Linked DNA regions of Homo sapiens: region 1 is linked to region 2. A link is a loop called in an ENCODE intact Hi-C map of the cell type or tissue named here. Cell type or tissue: chondrocyte. All regions are shown on one strand.

Region 1 (2,500 bases), 590 kb before region 2:
GCCATAAATAATTAGGGTTGTATATGTAAATGATCTCTGGCCCAGTAGAAGGGATAATGTCAGCTTCTTTCCTTCTCTTCAGTGGACCAGATTTGAAAAGCTATCAGAAATAAGGAAGTGGGGAAAGATGGACCACAACAGAGAGAACACTGCCTGCAGCCCCAGGTCAGGAAGCTGGGAGCAGACCCTCAAGAAAGAGTCACAGGCCCCAGACCAGAGAGCTCCACACCCACCCCAAAAGCAGCAGACCCTGTCTCTAAAGCTGATAACCTTGTTAGTAGGAGGACACTCATTTGTGCATGGAACAAGACAGCACCTGCTCAAATACAAGACTGCCTGGAACAGACAGACGAGCCAACGATACTCTCAGAAGCACTGTCAAAACCAGCCAGTCCAGGCAGGGCCCATGGCCCTGGTTTGCAAGGCACTTTCGTAGCCACCTCTGTGTATGGTTATCTCCTAAAGCAGACACGGGATCTGCAGAGGTTAAGAGAAGGCGCCAAGCTCTCATCTCTAGTCAATGCCAGGACCTGCTATTTTCTGAGCACTACTTGTCGTCCGGTAATTTCCAAGCTTGGGTTGGTGGGGGCAGGGAGAGGGGAGAGATTCCCCCACACTTCAGCCAGGGCATCAGACAGCCTGAGAGCCTGTATAAAGCTCGCTTCCTCCATGATACTAGCCCCACAGTGAAACTATCTGTCAACTTCTCTATTAAGCCTGTGGGTCTTCCTGGGCTACCTTCCATGCATTCACCCCATTACCCTCTGTGCAAATGTGCTGATCTCTCCTGCTGCTGCTGAGAGAAGGCTGGAAGGAGAGCACACCAGGTGGCTTTCCTCCATCCAATGCACTCGCCCAGCCACCTCCTTCCCAGGAAGCCAAAGGCTCATGAGTCAGAAAGTCCGGGTCCTGGAGTCTCACATCCCTGGACTGCAGAGATACAATGGAAGCAGGGTCATCTCGGCGGAGAGATGCCCCTCATAGAGGAGAGCTGACCTCTCTGCTCAGCCCTGGCTCAGGAAATGCTCTGAAAGCCAGGGCTGACAGTGCACTTCTCACCAGGCTAGCGCCACACGCCCGGCTCCCGCCCTGGGAAGCCATCAGCCCAGGACCGTCTCGTGCGCCACACTGCCCTCTGGTGGCCACCAGGAGTGTAGCCGCAGAGGGAAGCCAAAATCTTTTAAGGTCTGTTTACAGAGACCTCAGACACGATGTGCACAGAACACAGAAGAGACGCACTTGTGCCTGTGCCAAGACTCCCCCAGATACACGCACGCAGCCCTGTTTCCCGCGGCAGGTAGCCGGGTTTAGGACTTCGAAGCTACTATTGCTCCCTTCGTGTTCTCCTCTTCTCTGCAGCACTCTAAGAGCTCCTTTCCCCGCCTGCCTGTAAAAGCCCGAACCCCTCAGTCCCAGAGCAGACACCAACAGGCGGATGGAGACCCACACCAGCTAGCGAGGCAGGGCCCTTCGTTCTGGGCTGCCTTGTGCCAGGAACTCACTGGGCGATTGGGCCAAATCAATTCACCTCTCTTGATTCCTAAGTTCTTTCTCTGTAAAACAGTGTTTGGCCCCAACATTTTCTGAGGCCCTTTCCAGATCTAGTAATTTATGGTTCAAAGTCTTGATCTTCTCTCTAACTCAGAAATCTTCCCAGTAGTCTAGAAAAGGAAATAACCAACGTGGTGCCCAATTATTTACAGAGCCTAGCGAATACATCATTGCATAGGTCTGAACATGACAGTGACCCTACGGGGGTGCCGGGCTGGAGAGTTCCATGACCTCAGCTCTCAGAAGTGCGAGGCCAGTGGCTGAGCGATCATGAAGCAAGCTCACACAGCCAAGAAGCAGCAAACGTGGAAAATGCACCAAACCCTGCCCCACAGTTTCGGCTGTTTCACAGAAGAAAGTTGTATCTGTCTCCCACACTAAGAGCTCATCCCTATGGAGAGAGAGATGGAGCTTCCATGAGCAATGAAGGTAGAGAGGCGGGGTAAGGTCGCGGGGGGATAAAGGCTGCTTATTGTGGAGAGGACCAGGGAAGGACGCAGAAAGAAGCTCTAAACATCAGCTTCCAGCTCCAGCTGCCCAGCGCTTTAGACACCCCCCTTTTGCTCTGCACCCAGAAATGCTCCTGGCACCCCAAAGCTCTACCTGGGAGAAGCCACTCAGCCCTCTGCTCTCCCATCCAGGCTCTCGCTGGCCATGAGCACCAGGGGCATAGTCCTGCTGACCACGGCTCAGCCCAGAGAGGAGCTGGCTGGGACCCAGCCACCAGCTTTCTGAATCTCAGCCAGCCTCAGCTGGCACCTGTTCTGCTGCGGGCTGACCTGACCTCAGAGGCCAGGACATCATGGGGTGGATGAGGAGGCCTGGGAAGAGGGTGTGGCTGAGACACAACTTCAGGAGAAACTCCCTGTTGGGAACAGGTCAGAAGGAGAGACCAAAAGCCTCCCCCACTACTAAGAGGCCTGCCTGGGACAGTGTTGGCCACACTGTT
Region 2 (2,500 bases):
ACTCTCACCCGGCCTTCACCCAGCATCCCCTTCCTGCTCCCCAAGCTCCCCTCTCCACTTCATTTCAGGCTCCCCGTCCCCTTCCTCTGCCTCACCTATGCTGTCGCCCTGTCAGCACCTAATTCAGCTTCCCATGGAGAAAGGCCTCCCTGTTGACAGGGCCGTGCTGGGACTCAGGGCTGCCAAAGTCAGTCTTCTCGCATAAAAGGCTCAGTGAGTCCTGGAGACACTTGGAAGCCAGACAGAATGGAATTTCTCCCTATTTTCTTTACAGCTGAGAAAACACACACAAACACAAGAGCATATTTATTGCGATATTTCTATCCCAAAGTTTGTCTTTAAAAAAAAAAAAGAAATAAAATTAGTTTCTCTGCCCACTCCACCCCTATCCCCCTACCCCCACTCTCCTCCCCACCTCTTTTCATTCCTTCCCATTTCCTGGTTTAGGCCAGGGAGAGAAATCAAGCCGTCCAAGCCCCACAGAGCACTCCTACACCCCCGGACAATGTCCAGCTTGTTCAGAGAGTGAGGGAAGAAACACAGCTCCGAAAACATACACACAACCTCCCAATGAAGGGTGTTCTGAGGGAAGAACAGGCGGGCCTTGTGTCTGAACACGAATCCCTAAGGCTCTGGGAAGAGAGGAGCCGGAAAGTCTAGACCCCTCCCCAGAGTGGAGAAGACACTTTGCCCTCTGCCTTCTGGGGAACTATTTCCCAGCCGCAACTCGTCACATGGGGCTTGAACCAGAGCCCCTCATGGTGCCACAGCCTGCAGCCAGAGACTTTTCTTTAAAAGGCAGCATCTAGGTAGAAAAATCCCTAAGGAGACACAGGGGCTACTTCTCAGAACTTTGGGATTTTCCAGACTTTCTCCAGTGTGAGGATGACGTGCCTCATGCATTCACGCCATACCCCCAGCAGCACCCACAGACAGCCCTTTCATTTCTGGGGTGACTCGTATATGTAGCATAGGTGGTAGAAAGATGACACACTCAATCAACAGGAAGAAAGGGTCACTCGGAGTCCTGGGCCCACCCTGCCCCTGCCCCTGGCATTCCTGGATGGGAACACCAGTGCCCTCCCAACACCCCTCCTGAGCCTAGGGACTCCTGGGGTGCCCCCCTCATCCCCAAATCCATCCAGCCCCAGCCGGCGGTGACTGAGCCAAGAGCGACACCTGCTGGGCCACTGGACTCTGATAGAGCAAAAGTCTGGGAATGCCACGGGCGAGAGTTGCTGAAATCTCCAATCTTTTCTTTAGTCCCAGATCCTCCATCCGCTCCAAGGTTCCCTCCCTCTGTGATGCAAGCACTTCTTAAACCAAAAGGGGAGGGTAGGTGCTGATGCAAGTCCATCCAACAGAACAACTCGGGGAACATCACCAGGCATGCACCGTGGAGGGAAGGTCACAGGAGGTGTCTGTAATGGGACTGCACGTGTTCTAGGCCAGCGGTGCTCCATCTTGGCTGCACCTTAGAACCTTCCAAGCTCTAAAAATCCTGAGGTCCAGGCTGAAGCCCAGGTGATTTCAGTGTGCAGCTGAGGTTGAGAGCACTGCTCTGGTGGGTCTCCTGTACATTCTCTTGGGTCTTCTTGGGTCCACCTATGCTGGAGTCAGGGTTCCAATTGTGCACCTTTACACTGCGGTTGTCACAGACCTGTGTACTTATTATGACAGCTTTACAGCAGATGACGATAAGGAAGGTTTGTCTTTCTAATCCACATGAAGTCATTGATCTAGCAGGAGAGCTACAGCTTCCTAGGTCTAATTTCTCTCCTAAAATATTAATCCGTTCATCCCATAACCTCCTCAAGAGCTCTCTAGGTGAACATCTTTTCCCTGACATGAACCAGGCCCCTAAACCTTGCCTGAAACCTTGGAGGCTAGTCCATTCTAAAACACACGTGATCTCTGGATTTGAAGTTGGTGGCAGGCCCAAGTTTCATTAGGGATGTTGAGCAACTCATCACTTCTCTGGGCCTGAAGGACTGTGTTAGTCAGGGTTCTCCAAGGAAACAAACCAATAGGACACATGCACACAGACACACACATACGCACACAGACACACACATACACACACACACACACGAGAGACAGAGAGAGAGAGAATTATTATAAGGAATGGGTTCATGCAATTATAGAGGCTGGCAAGTCCCAAGGTCTGCATGATAAGTTGGTAAGCTAGACCAGGAGACCTGGTGGTGTAATTCTAGTCCAAGTTTGAAGGCTTGAGACCTAAATGAAATGATTGGAGTAGTTTCAGTTTGAAAGTCAGTAAGCTTGAGACCTAGGAAGAGCAGATGTTTCAATTCAAGTCCAAAGGGAAGAAAAAGCAATGTTCTAGCTCAAAGGCCATCCAGCACAAAGAATTCTCTCTTTCTCAGGACAGGTCAGTCTTTTCTCTCTATTCAGTCTTCAACTGATTGGACTAGACCCTCCCACATTAGGGAGGACCATCTGCTTTATTCAATCTACCAATTCCAATGTCAATCTCATC

Evidence for each region. A loop is a pair of places that touch in the nucleus more often than their neighbours do. Peaks named below come from ENCODE experiments on the same cell type or tissue, not always from the same donor. Only the 100,000 strongest peaks of a DNase experiment are listed, where the experiment ranks them.
Region 1: a loop joins it to region 2, with 6 times the contacts of the local background. A loop is called at or near these places in 3 of 110 quality-filtered maps.

Annotation. Positions count from the first base shown.
Region 1 is chr15:88,245,860-88,248,359 of GRCh38, forward strand. All of the region lies in intron 3 of NTRK3 (neurotrophic receptor tyrosine kinase 3), which reads right to left. Among named protein-coding and RNA genes, the nearest start is that of NTRK3-AS1, 5.6 kb to the right of the region's middle. In chondrocyte, CTCF peaks have their summits at 1,144 (motif pointing left) and 1,382; no DNase peak of the experiment used is centred here.
Region 2 is chr15:88,833,332-88,835,831 of GRCh38, forward strand. The region is part of intron 1 of ACAN (aggrecan); the gene reads left to right. Among named protein-coding and RNA genes, the nearest start is that of ACAN, 31 kb to the left of the region's middle. In chondrocyte, CTCF peaks have their summits at 945, 1,168 (motif pointing left) and 1,371; no DNase peak of the experiment used is centred here.